3 separate regions of the Mus musculus genome follow, and regions 2 and 3 are each linked to region 1. The links are chromatin loops, found by intact Hi-C in ENCODE. Cell type or tissue: heart. All regions are shown on one strand. Each heading gives the region's core, and the rest is flanking DNA. Links, peaks and the distances in the headings are about the cores only.

Region 1 (7,461 bases), core at 2,282-4,781:
AATCTTGAAAGCAAGCAGCTCCCTCAACAGTCTGTTTGACCTACTTCATTCAATGACTTAGACGGAGAACACCTTACTTACTCCTCCTCTGCATCTCAGCAGGGAATCTCTTTCAAAGGGTAACTATGCTTAACCTGGGGCTGAGAACAAGAAAGGCTCAACTAGGCTCAGCATGCACGGAGCACAGGAGCACTGAAGCAAAAGTGGAGATGTGGATTCTGGACGCATCCAGTTCCTCACCGGAGTCAGGTCCTCAGCAGCCTTGTATGTGTAGTGCCACACCCATGCAGATAGAAATGAAAAAGACATCATCCCATACTTTAGTCACATTGCTTCCCCCCCCCCCCCACAAATTACCAGAGCGTTATTATAATTTTTTTCTACAATGATAATGCTTGGGACACATCAAATAATGTATCAAAGTAATGTTTAAGACTTTTTAAAAAATGAATTTAGGGATCTGGAGAGATTGCTCAGCTGTTAAAGGCTAGCTATGCTCACAACTCAAAAACAATGAGTTTAGTGCCAATGAGAAGGCTTAGCTGGTAAAGGTACTTGCTGCCTGGCCTGATGACCTGGGTCCTAGGAACCCACAAGGTGGAACGAGTCCCTCTGACCTCCAAATGTCACCGAGGTGCTTGGGTACTCACATACACACACACACACACACACACACACACCATGGTGCTTGAAAACACACATGTACTCACACACACCATGGTGTTTGAAAACATGTGTACACATACACACACACACACACACACCAAAGAGATGTAAAAAAAAAAAAAAATTAATGAGTTTAAAGAACTAAGGGTTTCTAAAACGTAACTCCCTCACTCACATGAAAGAAATGAAGTGACTTTTATAAGGAATCACTATGTTCAATTAGCAAATGATCAAACCAATCAGTCAAAAATTCACATTCAAGTCTGAATATGCTATTTAAAAAAATATTTTCAAATTTCACAAACTCAAAACACAGGTGTTTAAATCCAAGACATTTATTTACATTACTCCAAATATGTCCTTAAGACAGGACAACAAAAGTTAACTGGACTGTTTCCTAAAGCAGAAAATTACTTTTCCTGCAACAGCAGTAATCCAATTGACTCGGAATTTATAATTCAAATAGCCATTTTGAGAGAAACTTTCTTCTGCTGATATTGGATCTACTTTGAATAGCAAATTCTGTTTAAGAAAAAAAAATCTTTTCTCCAAATCAAAGAATTACGGACTTCCAAAGTTAACACCTACAAGGTGAGGACTTACAGGTGTTACAAATGTCCATTAACATAGTTTACACATTAGTAATATGTCTGAATTTTGTAATAGTAAATTTGTTTTCATTAAAAAATTCTAGCATTCAAATTGTGTTTGGTTAGTTGGTTTGGTTTTTCAAGACAGGGTTTCTCTGTGTAGTCCTGGGTCTCCAGAACTAGCTAAGTAGGCCGGACTAGCCTTGAACTCAGAGATCCACCTGCCTTGGCCACCAGGGACAGATGATAGGCATTCAGCGCCACACCCACCAAACACTGATTTTTAATAAAATATTCTGGCCGCTCTATTACATTATTTCCAAGTTTTAAATCTACATGGCCTGGACTAGTTTTCTTTGGGAAGAGAATTTAAAGCAGAAAATTCTGCAGGGTAGTTTTCATTGAGTCTGGATTAATATTAACTCTACTGGGGGGCGGTCTATGACATTAAAAATGCTTGATTTATAAAAACTGGAGACTTTAAGTGTGTGCCAAGGACTTCAATTTTTTTTTCTCACATTGAGGAAACAAGATTTGTTTTATACTATGTAAGGAATTATTTTATTGTTTTCCTCTGACCTCAGCACCAAGGTATCTCACAAGCACTATTACCATATATTAATGAACCAATTACTGAGGTCTAAACTGACATTTACATCCATCTATGTGTCATGCTTGAAACAGAAACTTTTGCTTTAACCTGTGAATTATACCTTCAACCTTATACTCCTTAGCAACCTGATACTCCTTAGCAACATGATACTCCTTAGCAACGTGATGATTGCTTTTGCCTGTATCACAAGTACTTATTTTTTCTTCATTTATAGTATACATTTCCAAGTACACCACAAAAAACACAGAGGGTTTCTCTTTTTAATTGGAGGCTGGCGACCTATTGTAAGATATTCAAGAAGAAGAGATAAATATTTCTTATGAAATAGTTCACATTCCAACATTCAGAAACACAAGTGTCTACACCAGTCTATTTGTAAAAGATACTCTTTCACAGAATCGGCTAATAGCAAGTGAAATTCATGCAATCGCACAAACAAAAGCTTTCCTACATAATAGTTTTAAAATCACTCACGTATACCTATTGAGTGAGTGTAGCAGGAAAACCTATAACTCGACCACCATACAAACTGGACCACCACAACAATATCCTATTAGCATGTTGCTCTACAACTTGAAAATCAACTTCACTATCATCCTCTGCAGCTGAAAGGAGAACAGGCAGTGTATTACCCTGAGATTCCAAATCAAAACAAAGACAGCAGCACAGCATTTAAAAAGGTAGAAAACCTATCCTCCAGAACATTATAATGCCTCTGATTTTCCAGTCTTCCACGTCTCAAATGCTATACTTTCTACCAACTGTTACCAGCATTCCGGTTCTCGATCTTCCAAGGTTCACAGCATCAAACTCTACTTGAAAAAGGAGTCTTTTACCCAGCCTTATTTATGTCATTGGCATTGTTAACAAAGAGAATTCACATTAAAAGGTAGTAGCTTAGAACGAGTGTCTGTATTTTGGGAAATGGTATTGTCTTGGTAGTCCACAGAAGCTGACTGTAGTAATAAAGATGAATGGCGACGAAGGCAAAGAGCATCAAGTGGGAAATGCCGTCTGAAACCCCATAGGGCTATACCTTGGTAAGAATCGTCTTCCAGAATACGGCTTTACCATTTCATCTTAACAGTTTAAAGCATGTAAAAAGACGCAAAACTGAAAGATAAAAACGCAAAACCTTGTATATCTGGCCCCTAACCTATTTATATTATAAACCCAAAGAGTGTTCCAGAACATAGCTTGTCATTTCCCCCCCCCACCATTTCTTCAAAATGGCTTTTTTTTTTTTAATCTATTTTTAAAATGCAACCCTGCAACCCAGCCTAGAGGAATTTTAAAATGCCTATGCTGCTGAGCTTGGCTGTGTTTCCTAACGAATCCACCCCCATTAGGTGTAGTATTTTATGTTGGGCGACACAAACACGTAGTTCCTATTTCCATGGATGCACATTTCCTGAAAGCATTGCACCTGAGGATGCCGCTCTGTCCCTGTCGAGGCATTAAACTCTAAGCAGTCACGACCTGCACTCACAGAAGAGCCACATGGTCACTTCAATGAGAAAAATTATCTGGCCCCGGGCGCCACTTTCTACAGCCACAGCATCTCCGGCAGGGGCAGAGGAGAGCGAGGGTGAACAGAGGCAACCGGGAGCGACGGACAACACGCCTGACACTTCGCCTCTGCCCTCAAAGCCTTTTCTCGAACGGGGCACTAGGGACACGTAGCGAGTGGCCGGGGTCTCCGCCGGGGACCGACCTCTAAGGACCCGCGAACTCGTCCTTGGGGACGAGGCGCAGCCACCCGACCCACCGAGGCAGGGGCTCCAGCCTGCTCGCCGCTCGCAAAGGAGAGACCGGGCGCCCGCCGCCTCTCTGCCGCGGAGGGGGGCGCAGCGCTCACGCGAGCCCACATTTTTTTTTCTTTTGCGCCTCCTGTCACGCGCGCGAGAGAGAAGGCGAGCAAAGCCGAGAACAGGGCAGACTCCGCAGCGACCCTGTAGAGGGCCGCCGGCGGCGGCGTGCGCGCGAGTGCGCGGAGGGAGGGCAGCCCCGACGACCCGGCGCCCGCGCTCCCGCTCCCGCCCGCTCCCGCTTACCTGCCGGGGTCGCCCCGAAGACTCGTACCACCGGCACCTTCTTGACAGGGAGCTGGGTGAGCGGGGATTGGCAGGTATCCAGCCCCGGCAGCGGGCTGGCCATGTAGTAGTCGGCAGTCACTATCCGCACAGAAAACATGTTCGCCGCCGCCGCCACCGCCACCGCCTCCCCTCCACTCAGCGACCTGGCAGCAGCGGCGGCGGCGGGCTCCGCAGAGGCGCCTCCTCCCCTTCCTCCTCGGTTCGGCTTTTCCCCCCCGCCCCTCGCACGGACGCCGGGACGAGCGGCAGCGGCGGCGGCGCGCGGAGGCTGCGGAGGCTGTGTGCTGCCGCCGCCTCCTCAGACGCTCCGGGCGAGAGGCAGCGGGAGAGAAGCCCTCGCGCGTTCGTCGGGTCGGGTGGTACCGCTGCTGCTGCCGCCACGGCCGCCGCCGCCGGGAATCACACGGGCTCCTCGGTCCCAGGCTGCAGCTCTTGTTGCCATGATGATGATGTCACGGACGCAACCACTGGGGGAGGGGAGGAGGGGTGTGTGTGTGCGCGCGCGCGAGCGGCGACGGGGGGGGGGGAGGAGGCGGGCGGGCGCGCGCCCGGGGTGGGAGGGGACGAGGAGGGGGTTCTCCCCCGCTCGGAGCGCGCGGCTGGGGAAGAAGCTGGCGGGAAGCCGGGCCGCGCGCCGAGGAATCGATGATTCGGCCTGTGGGCCGGGTCACTGCGGCGGGGCCCGGGGAGCGCCGATAGCATGGATAGGCTCAGAGGGGCGCAGGGTTTTGGCGGCTTCCCGAGTTCCCCTCGCCGACCGCCATGTCACATCTTACGGAAGAGGCGGGGGCTGCCGCGGAGAGGATATTTTTTGTTTTGTTTTGTTTTCACAAGGTAAGGGAAGCCGCCAGCGGGAGAAGGGAGGCGCGGCACAGACCTCGGGCGGCCCTGGCCGAGCGGGAGGGTGGGAAGGAGGGAGGGCGGGCCGGGCGGGCGAGCGAGCGGGCGGGCGGAGCGTTGGACGTGCCGGCCCTTCTCAGGTAACGCGGCGGCGGAGCTGGAGCCCGGGCCAGCTCGAGGGGCGGGGGCGCGCGGGCCTCGGCCTATAAAAGGGCCGCCCTGGCGCTCGCTCCCTCCTCCGCCCTCCCCTCCCCCCAGCTCCGGGCGAGCCTCGCGCCCCGCCTCGCCCGCCTCCTCTTCTGCGGTGCTGCAGTGACTGCGCCCGGCCACTTAAGGAGATTTATTCACGCGCGGCCCTGCCCAGCTTTGCCCAAGCTGGGCAGATACACCGACAGCACAGGGATTTCCCACCGTCGTGGTTTTCTCCACCCCCCCACTCCCCCACCGCCTGCCCCTCTCGCACTAGGACAACCACTGTGGGTTCCCCCGCGCAGGCTACACACACACACCCCACACACACACGCGGCACGAGCGAGAACACGGAAAGACTTGTTTGCTCCACTCACCTCCCTCCCTCCACTCCTCTCGCGGCTGCTCGGAGAGCCCCGAGAGCCTTTCAGAGAAAATGTTGGCAAAAGGGAAAGGCTCCTAAAAGTCGGCGTGTTTTCATTCACTCTTAGTGCAAGATTTTACTACGGGTTGACACAGAAGAAAAAGGGGGTGGGGTAAGACATAAAATAAAAACCAACTTTATTTGGAGCTAGAAAGGAGATGAAGTGGCACAGTTAGGGATTGGGGGGTGCGGGGGCAACAGATGCTGCTGGTGAGGATGTTAAATTAGAACCTATGGATTTTGTCTGGCTTGGTCACTAATACTGGGCGTGACCTCGGACAAATAATTTGATTTTTTTAGGCCTCGTTTTTCACAGGTGAGTCGTCGCCGCCGCCCCCCCCCCCAATTCCGCCCCAACAAAAAGATTAAAGTAATAGGAAGCAGAAACTACAGTTTTCAGCTTTGAAATTTGCCACTGAAATTAGGACACTTGACAGTCATTATCCATCCAAAGTAGAGTTCATTCTGTCCCACTTAAAAAATTATACAGGTGCATTTTACTGCTTGTTATATTGCCTTGTATCTGGAGTGGGGTGAGAGCTCCTTGTTCACAGTCAATTGTGGATTTTCACATAAAATCAAAAGGCTTAAAGGGACACATTGCAGAACGCAGCGTTCCATACTAACAAATGTTAATATGAATTTATGCTTAGGGTGATTTGAGACTAATCAATACAGTAAATTTGCCTCAAGAGCATCATAAGAAGTGGCAAGACTAGGATGTAACCTACTAACAGCTATAGTACAGAGAATTTTTTACAAATTGACTTAAGTATTAGAAGACTATAGAAGAGACTTTAAAATATGACTTCCACACACAAGCCTTTTGTTCATCAGCAGTGTATGTATGCACTTACCGTGTGTTCTTTGGTACAAATAAACATTTTATACAGTCAGAATGTCAGATGGACAACACCAGTGATTTCCATGATGTCCATCAGTTAGAAACAATATAATTTAAAAATTACGCATAGACTTCATCAAAATATAATATAATAGTCTCAATTTTATACTGCTTGAGATATACAGGGCTGGCTGGTGGGGTTGCTAAGAATATGTTTCCATTTTCCATCCCCCCAACATGTGATTTAGTAAGTGACAAAATATTAAAATTAACAAAAAATATCCTAAATTTGTAGATTGGTGGTCTTGCTGCATGTCCTGTAGCACTTAGGATATTTTTTTGTTAATTTTAATATTTTGTCACTTACTAAATCACATGTTGGGGGGATGGAGAATGGAAACCTGTATGCTTAGCAACCCTACCAGCCAGCCCTGTATATCACAAGCAGTTAACATTTGTCAGTTATTGGAGCTCATTGACTGACATTTATCATCTCACCTATTTACCCAGAGCCTTTCAACCCTTCCATGACAATACTTTTAAACATCAGGTGAAAACATTTGCTTTTAACAATTATCTGTAATTGTAGGCAGAGACCATCTATATGAGGGGGAAGGAGTAGGTATATGGTGACTTAGTCAACAACAGGCAGCCCATTCTATATCACTGGCTTTCCTCACTATGTCCAGAACACTTGACAAGAAGAAACATAAGGAGGAAAAGAATTTATTTTGGTTTAAAGTTCTAAGGAATAAACTCTGTAAATGTGAGGAAGACATAGTCGTGAGAATGTGAGGTAACTGCTCATTTTTGTCCACTTAGGAAGCAAAGAAAGATGCTCAGTTCAGTTTCATCTTTTAATTTATGCAGGGATTCAAGATTATAAAATATTGATGTTCACAGTCGGTGTGGGTCTTCCCTCATCCGTTAAACCATTCTAGAAATACCCTTGTATTTCTGTGGTGATTCTAAATCTGACCAAGTTAACAATGAAGATTAACCATCATAACCTTCTAGCTTGCTCTTCTGTACTTTAGAAGCTGGCTTTTATAGTATTATAAATATAGTAATAAAAACTGGTTTTCAGACTCCCTTGCAGCTAGGGTACTAAGATTAGTCATGTGATGATAAATTTTCTAATTTTAGCCAAATAGCTAAACTCTAATATTTAATATTCAAGTTTCTAAAGTTACTCCCAA
Region 2 (7,461 bases), core at 2,665-5,164, 86 kb after region 1:
GTTTATTTGAGTGCCAAATTGCTTAAAATTTTAAGCTTCCTCCAGACACATTATGCCACTTTTTCTGTATAGACCACTATGATGGCTATTGTTGGCTGTCAACCTGAGTACGTCTAGAATTAACTAAAAACTAAAGATGGGTGGGTACACAAGTGAGGGATTTTTGCTTAATTAACCCATTCAAAATGGGAAGATCCACTTCTAAGCCTGATCTTTGAGGTGGGAAGATCCACCTTTAATCCAGATCTTTTGAAATGCAAAAACCCACTTCTAATTTGGGCCACACCTTGCGCTGGAAGCCTTTATGAATGGAAGAAGGAAGCATTCCTCTCTGCCTGCTTGCTCTCACTCTCACTAGCACATCCATTCCTACACTAGATTAGAGCCTGCTTCTTCAGGATTCCAGTATATACTGAAGAGCAGCTGAGAAATCTGGCTTCGTGGATAGAATAGCTACTGGATCCTTGAATCTTCTGTTGGTAGACAGCCATTTTTAGACTAGCTGGACCAGAACCTTTAAGCCTTTAAGCCATTCTAATAAATTTCCATATGGAGAGAGTTCTATCCTTCTAGAAAATCCTGAGTAATACAGCCACTTACTGAAGACCTATTAAAATCACTTTCTGCTGGGCGGTGGTGGCGCATTCCTTTAATCCTAGCACTTGGGAGGCAGAGGCAGGCAGATTTCTGAGTTGGAGGCCAGCCTGCTCTACAGAGTGAGTTCCAGGACAGCCAGGGCTACACAGAGATTGTCTCGGGGGAAAAAAAAATCACTTTTTGGGGACCAGAAAGCTGGCTAGCAGGTACAGTTGCTTGCTGCCTTGTCTGAGAACCTAAGTCCTATCCCTGGAGCCCACACGGCGGAAAGAAAGAGAGAACTGACTCCTGCAAGTTCTCCGTGGATCTCTACTGTTTAGTGACACAATTTGTTTTCAGTTAGGGTCTCACATGTAGCCTGTAATTCACTACATGGCCCAGGTTGAGTTTGAACTAAAAGCAGTTCTCCTTTGTCAGCCTCCTGAGTGCTGACCTGGGTTTTAAAGATTAGGAGTATGCAGGGGCTGGGCCACCTCAGTTTATAAGATAAGGCTGGGTGTCCCTCTCTCAGTTCTTTAGTCTATGGCTTTATATTACTTGCTTTCTATTGCCAAGTATGAGAGTACTTCTAATATGAAAATGAGTAAAAGCTAAAACCCAGGGTTGGTTGGTTGGTTGTTTAGCAGGGCACCACTGATACGATTTGGACAATCCTCCCAAAGCTATCGATCTAGTGAGCAGGCAGGAAGGAAAATTGCTAACCAGAGGACAGACAGCAGAAGAGTGTGATGCTCAGGGGCTATCTGTTCTGCTTCTGGGAGCCTGGAGGACAGTAACAGGAGAGGGATCCCTGGGCATGAAGAAGGTTCTGGTCGGGTAGACAAAGGTGGGGGAAAGCGAGGGCAGAGGGCACGCAAGCCTGGAGGAGGTGTGTTGTTCTGACTGCAGCCATCTAGCAATTCACTTCTGGGGCACAGTAGGCCTGACAGAGGAGGCTAGGAGGTTAACCATGAGGAGCCCACTCTGTCAGGCCTGAGGTTCCCTCACCAGATCAGTCAGACTCTGCTCACCCAAGAGGATTTACCTACAAGAACTCAAACAAAATCAGAATTTTTCAATACTGAGAGAGTTAAAGTTTTCCAGATTCCCAAGGCCAGCACAGAGCTTTTAGCCATCTGATGCCAAAGATAAGAGCAAGGCATTATGTACCCTGAACAGTGTCATCCTCCGATTGATTTTCAGAGCAGAACCTTTTGTTGTGCATGAAAATAAAACTGAGAAGTGAATGTGGAGGCGCCGACAACCTCACTCTCACAGTGCGGATCTGCCACCCGGGTCTTCTCAGAGCCAGCTCCCTTCCAAACAGAAGACAACACCAAAAGCATACACCACATACTCAGTTCAAGTACCAGCCATGCCATCTCGAAGAAAGCGCCTGCAGTCAGGGGCTGAGTTACAGTAGAGGGAGGGTTCATTCCAGCTTCAAGGGCAGTGTGGGCTACTTGGTCTGTCCACTAGGCTCCTGCTCTGTCAAAGACAAGCCCTCAGCAGTATACTTTTGTTGTCTCTCATAATTTCTTTCAGAGACTGGCTTTCTAATGGCATCATTTGATTTGTGTAGTAACTACTCAGATGCCTAGAGGAGGCAAGGAAGTCGGCCTATCAATGGGGAGATACTGATGGCGCATCCAGTCCCTTCTGTGACGAGGAGAAGCCAAAGACATTAGGGCCAAGAAACCAAATTTGGAGACCACATGGCTATAGCTGGCACAGTCATTGGGTTGAACTGTGTGTATTACTGGCTGGCTTTTCAATATACTAGCACAACTAAACAGGTTTGTCCAGGAACTGGTAGGGACCTGGAGTCCTTCCCAAGTACCAACTGCTGGTTCCTGGGACTGGCAGGTTCTTAGAGATGTAGACAGAATGTCAGTATTCTGGGAATGTGCAGACATGATACAGACAGCTAAGGGATAGAAATATCCAGTCAGTCATGACCTTCATGGATCAGTTTATTTCTAAGAATACTATTTTTCAGACTCCACAGGCTGGCACTGGGTAAGACTGGATATGAGGCAGACTTAGCTCCTGACCCTTAGCCAGACCCTTGAATTTTACCACCTTACCTTAGCTTCCACTTTGGGTTGTAAACTCAAACAAGTGGTTCACACTGACAGAGATCCTAAAGACTCAGATGATAAGGGTGCTGCTTACACACCTTCCCTGCCCTCTACCCACAGGGTGGATGGTGGTCAACTTTTCTTTCCCCTGGGGAAAAGGTGGCCTGAGGCTACTGACTGTGTCCTGCCCTATGCTGCTTACTTAGTCCTTGCAGTGAGGTGTGATGATCCCCGATCTCCGTGCAGGATGAGACTGAAACTGGGTTGTGAGTTCAAGTCCAGTGACTTCCCTGCTCTTTCTCTAATGTCAGAATCCTTGGTAAAAAACAAGCCAGAGAAACCAGGGCCACTCTTGCCTTCAGACACACAGTTCCCACAGGACAGTGTGAAAGTCACAGGTCTAGTCTGGCTTCCTAGTTAAATAGAAATGGTCTCTAACGTATCTCTAAATCTACAAAGGACAAGATGGCAAGCAGTCCATAAAACAGCTAGCTCTGAAGCTGGGTAATATTTCCTCCAAGTTGTTGAGCAAGTTTGATTCCTTCTAAATTCTCCCATGGTTTAAGTGTAACCAAGCCCCACGGCACAGGTTAGGGAGTAGAATGTTCCCCACCTATCACAAAAGAACAAATATCTCTTTGGTTAAGTGTTTTCTTGTGCCAAATGCTTTGAATATCACTTCACTTATCTTCACAGCACCGTGTATAGTGATGATCCATTTTGTGAACAGGGTTGCAGAAGGGCAGGATTTAAGAACTTGGGCCATGGCCACATAGCCTGTGCTTAGGAGGCTAATGTGACACATGCTTTTTTGGCATGACAGAAGTGTCCTTCCCAATTTTCACTTGCCTCTCTGAAAAAGGGAGGAACAGAATGTAACAGCTACAATGCCCAGCCCACTCCACCACTCTAGCCTCCTAAAACTTCACACTTGTTGGTAAATAGCCAAGCAAACAAAGCTCTACTTCCTAGAACTTTGACTGATACCTCTAAGTTACTGGCAGGACCAGTTTGAGTACTGGGTGGAGGAGTGATGCTGCTTCATAGGTCTCAAGGTTCAAAATATCCTGAGCCATAGAAATAACTGTGGCATCCCCAAACATCCCAGTACCTTGAATGAAGAAACAACCCCCCTAGAGAGGGTGCCTGCCCCAGAGGAAGAGCCAGGCGCTGTGGTCCCTCACTCACCATCCGATGAATGTACTTAGTATGTAAGCCATGCTCGTCCTCGTCCAGCTGCGACTCAGCGCCTTCCACATCCTGTTTGTATTTGGGGCTGATTGCTACGATTATCATCACTGTCTTCTGTAATGAGAAGGAGGAAAGCATGTTTATGGAAGCAGGAAGCATGGTTCGTTTGGTGAAGGCCAGCTGGAAACTGGCCAGCAGGACCATACGCGGTCCCTGACCTGCTGGCCAGTACACGACCAGTCCCTCTGTGAAAGCAAAAGGCATCAGCGCCGCCCAACCCCCACAGGCCTGCTGTCACCTCTACCCCTCCCCACTGCCTCTGCGCCCAGCACCCACAAACATGCAGAACAAATGGTTCTGAGAGGAATTCTCCTGCCGTCCACAACCTTCTCTAATAAACATCTGATGAAATCTGAAATCACTGACTCTGCATGGAGGCAGAAAGACATCACCACTGCACGGAAAAGCACCCTTCTTCCCTGCAGCCTGATGTGAGCTGTCAGTCACCATGCACCTCCACTGCCCTGCTTCACCTGTGCACATCAGCACAGTCAGTAGGAGCAGACCCTTCAACACACAGCAAACGCCGGGCTGCAGGCAAAAGGAAGGCAGCAAAACCCAGCCTGCTGAGACTCCCACCCCACCCACTCCTGCCCAAAGAAGTACCCAGACACAGACATGCTGGCAGCAATCAATTTCTATCTTGTTAAAGCACAGAGTGTCCCAGTGGCTAGTATAGATTCTGTCTGTGGAAAACGAATCACAGGGCTGCAAGTGGGTGCCCTGGGGTAGCATGCTGCTTAGCTTTCAAAGCTGCCCAGAAACCTCTCAAGCCCAGTCCTACAAAATGCTTGGAATGGCCTCCAATTCAGCTGGGTTCTGCTGCACCCTCCCACCCCCCGCTATCATTTCCTCCTTTCCTATTCTGCTCTAGAAATTGTTTGTGCTGATTGTTATCAACCACCTGTGTCTGGTTTGACCATTATTTCCTGCCTCTGCATGTCCAGGAGGGTGACCCCATCCTTCCTTTCCAAGTTTTTGCATAGCTTCTAACAAGAGAGGCTTTGTCCAGGCTTCCTCAGACTCAGACTTGGGGAGAGTATCAGTGTTTCTACTATGAAATATCTTCACAAGCTAATTGTTTTTCTCACCAGCACACATCCTCAGATTTTTGGAACATACTTACATCTCGAAGATAGCGCTCCATCCATTTAATGATATCAATACCCCGGATTCTATCCTCAAATATGTCAATCTACAAGAAAAGGATGCGCAAAAGAGCTCTTAATGAGAGCTTTCTCCGAGTGCAGACCTCAAGAAAACACAAGATCCTACATACATGTGCAACCCTAAAAGTAGTGCTCTCAATAAGGAGGAACACGTGAGACCAAACAGAGAAGCAAAGAGGTTCGTGAAATATGCTCACTTCAGTGTTCATAGATATTTAAGTATATAATATCCATAGCTAGAATATAGTGTTTCATTTCAAAATGTGTCTGCAGCTACACAGTAATTATATGTTCAGAAATCTAAAAGACACAGTATATCACAAAGTTAAAAATAGTACAGTTATGTATCTGCAACTTGAAACATTTAAAGGCAGATTCTGTGACTTTAGTGAATATTTTGTGTACAAATGCTGAGATACAACTGTGGTGTTGGGTCATGATGATAGGATTATGTCAATTATACATCTCTACAGGATTGGATGAAAGTTGGGCGAAATCCAAGGAATCATCACAAAAACAATCACTGAGCTGGTAGAGAGGGGCTAAGGATGAAAGTCAAGAACTCTGGGACTCTGATAAGACTCAGAGTAGTCTTCTCTCCTGGAAGTGTGTGTGTGTGTGTGTGTGTGTGTGTGTGTGTGTGTGTATGCCTGTGTGTCTGTGTGTCTGTGTGTGTGTGTGTGTGTGTGTGTGTGTATGCCTGTGTGTGGTGTATATATCTGTGTGTGTGTGTGTGTGTGTGTGTGTGTGTGTGTGCCTGTGTGTGGTGTATATATCTGTGTGTGTGTGTGTGTGTGTGTGTGTGTATGCCTGTGTGTGTGTGTGTGTGTGTGTGTGTGTATGCCTGTGTGTGGTGTATATATCTGTGTGTGTGTGTCTGTGTGTCTGTGGTGTATGTATCTGTGTGTGTGCATGTATGTGTCTCTGTATGCATGTGTGTAGTGTGTGCACATGTATGTGGTATTTCTATTTGTGTGTGTGCGTGTGTGTGTGTGTGTGTGTGTGTGTGTGTGTGTGTGTGTGATGTATATAAGGCACTTCTGGCCCTGATATAGTTGTCTCTTGTGAGGCTATGCCGGGGCCTAGCAATATTAAGTATATAATAAATAGTCAGCTATTGGATGGATCACAGGGCCCTCAATGGAGGAGCTAGAGAAAGTACCCAAGGAGCTAAAGGGAACTGCAACCCTATAGGTGGAACAACATTATGAACTAACCAGTACCCCGGAGCTCTTGACTCTAGCTGCATATGTATCAGAAGAGGGCCTAGTTGGCCATCATTGGAAAGAGAGGCCCATTGGTCGTGCAAACTTTATATGCCTCAGTACAGGGGAACTCCAGGGCCAAGAAGTGGGAGTGGGTAGGTAGGGGAGTTGCGGGGGGAGGGTATGGGGGGCTTTTGGGATAGCACTGGAAATGTAAATGAAGAAAATACCTAATTAAAAAAAAAAGTCACTCCTGGTTGGAAGAGGCAATATACTGTGTACTAGAGCAGATGAGTTCAGAAGGTCTCTGGAGAAGGGTTATTTGATTAGACTTACTGTACACGTATTAATCAGCCTAGTGTTACCCTGCTGTTTCGAATGGACCAAACCAAGTCTCAGGTCTTCATCAAGCATCCTGAACCAGCTACTATCTTTTCCCCACATTAGTTCCCTTGTAGCACAGCATAAGCCCTTCTGCAGTGTAAGTCACACTGACCATCCCCCCATCCCCTAACTCTCACACACTATGGCCATAGTAGCAAACAACCCATTACAGCATCCTATCATTTACTCAGTGTCTCACATATGACCTCCTCATCCTCCTAAGCTCCCTCTAGGAGAGACTGTGATGAGGTGTGTGCTGGCCCATCTGCCAGTCTGTGATGTGCAGTCAGGCATTGCCATTTCAGACCAAGGAGGAGAAGCTTGGGCTCCACTCAAGCTTGCTGCTCTTCACCTTCATGACTGTGCTCATGAGGACTTATGGCAATACAGAAGAGACAAACGTCATGGTGCCATACACGATGTGAACACACCATCAGTGGTCATTATTCCTCAGCACGGACCTTGTTCCCATGCTCCAGAGACAGACCCACGTTCTGGGAGGTGTCTGCCTCTCTACGTTTCCATCAGAAATCTAGACTTGTCTATGACACGTTTTCCACACTGCTGGTGTTACGAGCTAAATTGTGTCCCTCAAATGCATATGTTAGCTGGAAGTGGTGGCTTGCACTTGCAATCTCCCTACTTGGGAGGCTGACGTAGGGGGATTGTCAGTTTGGCCAAGAAAGTGAGATTCTGTCTCAAAAAATAAGATAAAAATTAATTTATTGAAACTCTGCCATTACCTCATAATGTAACTGGATGTGGGATAGGGCTTCTCAGATGATAATTTGGGTA
Region 3 (7,461 bases), core at 2,665-5,164, 200 kb after region 1:
GAGGAATACAGAGAAAGGAGGTAGGAGGTCTGGGAGGAGAAAGTCCTGTGAGGGAGAACAGAAGCAAAGGACACCAAACAGCTCTGCCCTTTCTAAGCCACAGCCACCAGAGAGGGGGTCCCAGATGACTATGCTGAGGCCCAGAGAGGCTGCAACCCAAGGGAAGGCAGAGCTAGGCTAGCATCTGAGCACAGGTCTATCTAGCTGGGAAGCTAGCTCCTGAACTTCCCCCAGAGACCAGCTCACAGTGTGCAGCAAACACCGACATAAGCAACAACCTTCTCTAAGGGTTCTTGCAGGATTACAGAATTCTAGCACTCCATTTCTGGGAAGCCTGTACATACTGCACAGAGAGCAGAAAAGTGTGTCTGCAGAGAGCGAGGAGAAGGGCAGTGATAAGAGCTATGTCCACTGCTGTACACAGACAGTGCCAATAAATGTTCCGTGCTCATGAGGGCTGTATTCAGTCTTTAGGCCCCCATCCCCACAGAGGAACAGCGAGACCTGTGTTAGTGATATCCAGGAGAATTGCTACCAGGATTCATGTGAGAACTTATGTACATATGTGATGTCAGACACAATAATGATATATAATAAATATAAATAAAAACCATGTGCATGCAGCTCGGGGCTGTGGATAGTTCTTTTCTTTCTTTTTTGGGGGTGGGGGTGAGGGTGGGGGTGGGAGTGGGCAGTCTCTCTATGTAGCCCTGGTTGCCCTGGAACTCAGACCAGGCTGGCCTCAAACTCAATAGATCTGCCTGCCTTTGACTTCCTAGTGCTGAGATTAAAGGTGTGTACCACCATACCCACCCAGCCATGAATGGTTCTTAACAGGAGGAAAGAATGAAGGCCTGCCCAAGACAATGGAGGGGCAGGGTTAGTTGACTCTCCCTTCGTTGAGTTCAGAACAGAGGGTCTGTGGGACATGTAGATAGAACCAGAAAAATAGACTGGTCTGGGCTATAAATAATGATATGTGTGTGCTCTTGTACACATGCACATTCATATGCACACATTCCACACACATCCACTCACCTATCTATCATCTATCAATCAGTCAATCAATCAATCATCCACCTATCTGGCTGTGTATTATGGCTTTATAAGTACCTTTCCTCTATTGATTACTAACATTTTTTTCTCTTTAAATGATTTTTAATACCATAAAACCCTCTCTATGGAAAACATGTCAATCACAAAAAATTGAAGTTTTAAAATAATTCTTCATATTTTACCACCCTCAAATTTTTATAGATTGCTTACTCAATCATATAGTATCCATGTGAGGCAGGCCCTGTTACTATCTATTTTACAGAGGATAAACATGATGCTCCAAAGAGGTAGCTGATTTGCTTGAGGCCACCCTGTGTGTCAGTGACAGAAGTGGTTTAAACCTGGGGGTTCTGATTTCCAAACCAGGCAAGTCACCTAGCTGCAGTTGCCTTTTAAATCGGTGTTCTTGGGACAGCACCTGCTGCTGACAAGCCAGTACCAGCCCTTCTGACAGGGTGAGTACCCGGGAGATAGGGGTGTGTCTCCCGCCCGGCAGCTTCATCTGTACCAGCCCAAGTAGAGTTTGCCCTACTGCTCCTCCGTACAGTGATGGGGCACATGGTACCTCTGCTCAGTGAAATATCAGTCTGCTGTGAGAAGCCAAGGCCTGTTACAGGAAGCAAGAAGCAGATCAAAGAGTACGTCACGGCTAGGCGAGGCTATTCCTGAGAGTGGTGGCTTACTAAGGAAGGGATCTGTGAAGTCACACTCATGAACTTCCTTACAGGCAGAGGGAATCTGAAGCAACAGAAAACAGCCCTCTCTGGGGCCGATTGTGGACTAGAGTGGAATGAAATGGTCTTTATAGGTCTGTCTTTCTCTGTGAGGTGCTTTCAAAACTATGTAAACACATACCCAGTTGCATACCAGATTTGTCTACTTTACTGGATGAATGTAAATTTTAAAAAAGAAAATAGAAAAAAAAAAGAGAAGAGAAGAGAAGAGAAGAGAAGAGAAGAGAAGAGAAGAGAAGAGAAATCAAGTGTCCACAAGAGCAAGTCATTGCTAAACATGGCCAGGTCTAGCTGAGCTGAGTGTGCCAGGTTCAAATCAGCATTAGCCAGCTCTCAGCTGCTTGAGGAATGAGGAAAAAGACCAAGTCTGTGGAGAGTTCTCCCACCCATTTTCATTTTCCATGAGAAGGAACGGATGGCCAGGGGCTGTGACAGAGGAGCAAACAACTGATGCTGAGGAGAGGGTGTGGCTCAAGAGCACAGCCTCACCTCGAAGCCCTGGGCCCAGCTGGGGGCTCCAGTAACTTCTGGAAGGATCGTGGGACTGGGGGTAGAGAGGTGGCTGTCAGTAGAGTTCTAGGAGAGGCGTAGGTGACAGAGTGGGAAGGATGAGGGTCAGAGGACCCTGCTGTGGCAGTGGATCAGCTGCGATGCTGCAGCAGCTTCTCTGGGCTTAGATGCACCGGCACAGACACCTCAAATACAACAAATCCCAACTCATACTCATTCTCTCTCGCTGAGATGTTAAGATGGCCCCGACGTTCTCCCTTCTCTGCTGCTGACAGTGCCACTCTAACCATAGCCTACACCTGCCTCCTGGAAAGGGCCTTTAGCTTCTTTTTTAACCCTGAATGGTAATTGGCTCTTTCCAGTACAACTGCAACCTACCCATTTGTTTATTCTCTAGCAGCCTGGTCCTCTGTATAGTAAAAACAGAACAGCAGCAAGCGACACTGTCCAGTTCCTACTCGCTGGGGCTAGGTTAGACACACAAGTGCTTTCCAGTAGCTGCAAACACGCACAGACAGGGAAGATGCATTTGCAGTTAAAAATAAGTAATCTGCCCATGGACGAATCACCCAGCTTGCCCAGGGCCCAAGTCAGTGGGTATTGCTGGGCTTTGCTGCATGAGTTTAATGTTCTTGTGTTCTTTCTCATGCTAGCCAACTGTCCTTATGTGCCCTTAGGCTTCCTCTGCGTTCCCCCCTCCCTCCTTTCTTCCTTCGACGTGGAATCTTACAGTTTTGTGCATGCCAGTCTCGAACTCCTGGGCTGATGAGATCTTCCCTCTTCAGTCCCCAGAGGAGCTGAGACCACACAGGGCCTCTGCTTTGGCCTGGGTATCTCCTTAACAACTTTTAGCCAAGTTCCTTTGATAAACAAACTATTCAAACACTTGCTATGGATTATTTAAGCGACTCCAGATGGACAGAATTTAGTGCAGAGCTTATGACTAAACAAGAACTAGTTCTTATTTTGAAGTGTCCAGGCCATTACAAGGAACCCCAAATGATTCTAGTTGCTTCTAGAATGCTGTCAAGTGAAGGGTAACCTTCATAGGCACTAGGCCTGGTCTTGAATTCTTCTTTGACACTGGGCTTCTCCTCACAAGCCAGGCAGGCAGGGGGTGAGTATGGGGCTTGTAGGAGACAAAGACACATGGAAGACCTGTAACAGAGCTCCATACTGCAGTGTCCTTGTGTCCTGTGCTGTCACACCTTGTGTGTGTGTCTGTCCGTGGTGACAGACATTTCAGAGCACCTTGAGATGGGAAACTCACAACTGTTTTGCAAACAATTTGTCATTCATGGTCCTAAAATAGCTACATTTGGCACATGTTTCAGAACACTGCCTGCACTCCCATAATCAACACGCGGCACGGCTGTGGCCTGCGGGTGACATAAAACCCGACTTGCAAATATTATTAGGCACATGGACCAGCTGTCTAGAGGAGCTTATTAATCCCCGGCAGGAACGCCGGCATGCAGCACACATGCCATCTGCAGAATACATTGGCAAACACATGCCGGACCTTTCCATCTCGTGGACAGGCCAGGGCAGGGCAGGCACAGTGAAGGAACTGTAGGAACAGCTGGGCTAGCCAAGGCTGCAAAAGGAAAAGTCTCTCTGGTCCCCTGACACATGTGAATCTGAGAGGTTGTCCCTTGAGGCTTTTTCCATAAAATAAAGGGGAAGTGGGACTTAGGACTAATTCTCTCTGGTTTTCCATTCTATTCTCTGATTCACTGTCTTGGGGGGAGACAGTGGGCACAGCTCAAGAGCACACCTGGTCAGGTGGGCTGTACTGTTTTCAAATCCGGACCTTCCACTTGTGAGCTTTGTGATTTGTATGAACAAATATGCTAACTATGGGTCTATTTCCTGCCCCTTCCAGGTCCTGACGTGCCTTGGCCTTTCCTGGTTCTCAGCTTCAGGACAGCACAGACTGCCCGTCTCTCCTGTCATACTCTAGCTCCTGTAACCCTTATTGCTTACCCTTTTCAGTGTTTGGTATGCATCTGAAGACAGTTGACAAAGATAAGAAAGAAGAAATAATATTCTAAGAGGGAAAGGTGGACTCTTCTGTCAAGGAAATGCTGAACAAAGGACTGAGGCTTGTCCTTGGAAAGGGCCTCAGACTGTGGTCTGGATGTCATGGGGGGGAGGCAGGGCAGAGAGGCAGTCATGGTGGGAAGTGGGAAGGAAGGCTGCATGGCCAGGCTGAGAGGGCCCTGGATGGGTTCCAGTGCAGAACCTGACATGAGAGGTGCCAGCCGCCTGAGGCCACAGTCTTAGGCACCCTTATGAATGATGCATGACTTATGTACCCAGTCCATCCCAACAGTACTCTGGTAGCATCTGTTAGCTCCTGGCCTGACACCTCTCATTCACAGATGGGTCAAGGGTGTTAACCATAGACTCTACAGAGTTCAAAGTCTAGTTAAAAGTAAACAGTCTTGCACTGCTCCCTCTGCCACGGAGACTTTCTCACACACAGACGGAAGCTCCTGAGTTTCTTTGGAGCCATTTCCTAAATGGAACATGCTGGTTATCAACCCTCACAGGCTCTCCCTCAGGGCAAGGCCTCTGATCATATTCACTCAGACCCTCTTGGCATGCCCTGTCACCAAGTCACGTCTGTATTCCTCTCTGCTTAGAGATACAGCCTGCTTTTGTGACCCCTGACTTTGGGTGTGTGTCTGTGTGCATACCCCCCCCCCCCGTACCCCCCAGGATCCCACAAGGGCAAGAGATGGCGTGTGCCAGGGGTGGGAGTGGGGAATTCAAATAGCTGGGCGGTTTGTCCGACATGCAACCGAGCACTTGGATAGTGTCAGTACCTAGGCAGGGCCCCAGTTTAACATTTTCTCACATCATTCACTGCACTTCCATTCTGAGGCAAGTGAAAGGCGGAAGGAATTGCCAAAAATGAGCGAAACAACTACTATTCAACATAAAACTGCAGAATGCACCATCCTGTAATCCATCCCCACTACTGCTCAGCTTGGCTGGGGTGGCCAGGCTTCGGTTAGTTTCACCAAGGAAACCTACTCCCTGCCTGAGTTCCGGCTTTAAAACCCACACAGAGGCCTCCACTGTTGCTAGTTCCTCAGTGCTATGCCTGGACACTGCCATGCAAGCAGCCAGCCAGGAAGGCAGAAAACACCTTGGGAATTCTTTCCTGACATCTGGTGCTTGACAAACAATCCCTCCTCCCCAAGTGGGTTGGCTTCTGGTCTGGTACGTGGTTTACATAAAACTAATGTCTTTGACCCTTTGCAGGGGGTGGGTGAGGCAGGAGAAGAGACGGCTTCTCCAGCACTGCAGTCCTCCAGGCCCTCCAGACCATTTCTTTTCTCCTCAGCGCTCTGCAGAGCTCAGTCTCAGGCTGGTCCCAGCTGGTCCTGGCTGGGCCTGGCAGGCAGCTGCTGACTGAGATCAGGAATCGCCTCCATGTGCAGGCTCTCTACCAGGAGGTGTCTTTGCTCTGGCGCTACCTACTCCTGTTGCATTCTGAGCCTTGGCTCCCCTGCTATTTATTATGTTCTCCGTTTTCCAACACCACGCCTGTTCCTTTGTAAAGGAACTTGTCTGACTTGGAGTGTCACCTGATTTCTGCTCAGAGGTGGCTAATGGAGAATGAGCTATAACTTGGCTTCTCAAAGCCTTCTTTCTCCAAAAGTGGAACACCGTGGGCCTAGATACTTCCCAAAAGCCAGGCAAGCCATGGGAACAGACGCCCACTTACTAGACCAGCACTGCACACGCCAACTAGATCCACTAGCTCCCACCTGAGAACTGTGCAGCTCGCGCCAGATCAGACAAACAAAGGGAAGAGGGAGGAAATGAAGGTAAGGAGAAGGCTGTGCAGGCAAAGATCAATCAGGAGCCACTGCCCTGGAAGTGCCCACCTTGTCTTGCTGTGTATTCATTGTCTTCAATCAACCGAGCCAATCCAAAGTCAGCAATCTTGCAAATTAGTCCATTCCCCACTAGAATGTTTGCTGATCGCAGATCTCTGTGGATATAATTCATGCGCTCGATGTAAGCCATTCCTGCAGCAACCTGTGGAAACCCAGGGAAGGGGGCACAGCTGTTACACCACAACACCTTGAGAGTCCGTGCTGGTACAGCCACAGCCTGAATTAAGACCCCAGGCCCACCTGTGCCGCCATGTCCACAAGGTTTGGCAACTTCAGAGCTCTTCCTTCACCATCTTTTAAGAAGTCAAGCAAACTTCCTATGAATGAAACAAAACAATTTTAGTTTACTCAGAGAGGCAAAGATTCTCAATAGTGGCTGTATTTGATTTCCTTAGTGGAAGTAAAAGGGAGATGAAAAGGATAATTGCATCAATGGAAAAAGAAAGCTTTGAACAAAAACCAAGAAATCAAGTTTATGTTTTAAGAAGCGAGTTGTAGCTTCTGAAAATAAGCAGTGAGAAAGGAGTTAGTAAAACCAGAAGAAATGAACGTCTCCTTTTATGTTGTCACCAGGAGGAACCAAACCATCCTTCATGTCCCAGTAACCGACGACGTACAGGCGACTGATGTGGAGAGCCAGCTCAGGTGAGCAGGCTGAGGCTCCGACAAGTAGCAACAGTAGTGACAGTATTTGCTGGAAGGGCGTGTCCTCAGGCTCTATCCACTACATCAGGAATCCCAGAGTCAGACACAGATGCCCGTATTTTTAGAAGCTCTCTAGGTGCCTCAGGTACAAGGGACTTTCAGAACTGCTGACTTATTTTCAGATTTTAAGCATCCAAGGAATATGGGTGGGGCAGGAGCTTCCTAATTAGATCCCAGCCAGTCACGCCTGTGCCTCGGACAGCCAGAGCTTCAGAGCCACTCGTGTGAGGCTGAGTGAGGAGGCACGGATCTGACACCGAGGCGGAGATAATCATTTGCAGGGGCTGGATGGCTGTCAGTGTTTTTTTTTTTTTTTTTTTTTTTTTAATGCTTTAATCACAAAGTTATTTACAAAATAACCCTGGATCCAAAGGGCATATAATCTGCCAGGAAAAAATTCCAATTATATTTTAAAAGAAAGTACACAGAGAAGAAAAATTACCCTGGTGTCTTCTGATGTACAATGCACACAGCCTTTTAAGGCTGTTTCTTGTTTGGCTCATTTATTTTTCCAAAACAAAATGATCTCTGGCTTCATTCCC

What was found. A loop is a pair of places that touch in the nucleus more often than their neighbours do. Peaks named below come from ENCODE experiments on the same cell type or tissue, not always from the same donor. Only the 100,000 strongest peaks of a DNase experiment are listed, where the experiment ranks them.
Region 2: a loop joins it to region 1, with 2.4 times the contacts of the local background. A loop is called at or near these places in 9 of 42 quality-filtered maps.
Region 3: it touches region 1 in a loop (3-fold over the local background); 10 of 42 quality-filtered maps call a loop at or near these places.

Annotation. Positions count from the first base shown.
Region 1 is chr10:39,729,076-39,736,536 of GRCm38, reverse strand. It overlaps Rev3l (REV3 like, DNA directed polymerase zeta catalytic subunit), which reads right to left and starts at 4,377. Exons shown (of 32, transcript NM_011264.3): 1 at 3,924-4,377. The coding sequence starts at 4,062. E130307A14Rik (RIKEN cDNA E130307A14 gene) reads left to right here and starts at 4,530. Exons shown (of 3, transcript NR_038037.1): 1 at 4,530-4,799. In heart, for the core only: a CTCF peak has its summit at 3,449; DNase peaks (open chromatin) are centred at 3,466, 3,786 and 4,536; H3K4me3 peaks cover 2,500 bases; H3K27ac peaks cover 2,470 bases.
Region 2 is chr10:39,643,350-39,650,810 of GRCm38, reverse strand. It overlaps Traf3ip2 (TRAF3 interacting protein 2), which reads right to left. Exons shown (of 9, transcript NM_134000.3): 6 at 5,035-5,103; 7 at 3,846-3,962. All of the region lies in intron 2 of E130307A14Rik (RIKEN cDNA E130307A14 gene), which reads left to right. Among named protein-coding and RNA genes, the nearest start is that of Gm16364, 33 kb to the right of the region's middle. In heart, for the core only: no CTCF peak of the experiment used is centred there; DNase peaks (open chromatin) are centred at 3,990 and 4,676; H3K27ac peaks cover 1,036 bases.
Region 3 is chr10:39,532,704-39,540,164 of GRCm38, reverse strand. It overlaps Fyn (Fyn proto-oncogene), which reads right to left. Exons shown (of 14, transcript NM_001122893.1): 11 at 6,455-6,531; 12 at 6,203-6,356. Among named protein-coding and RNA genes, the nearest start is that of Gm40627, 54 kb to the left of the region's middle. In heart, for the core only: a CTCF peak has its summit at 3,834; a DNase peak (open chromatin) is centred at 3,724; H3K27ac peaks cover 709 bases.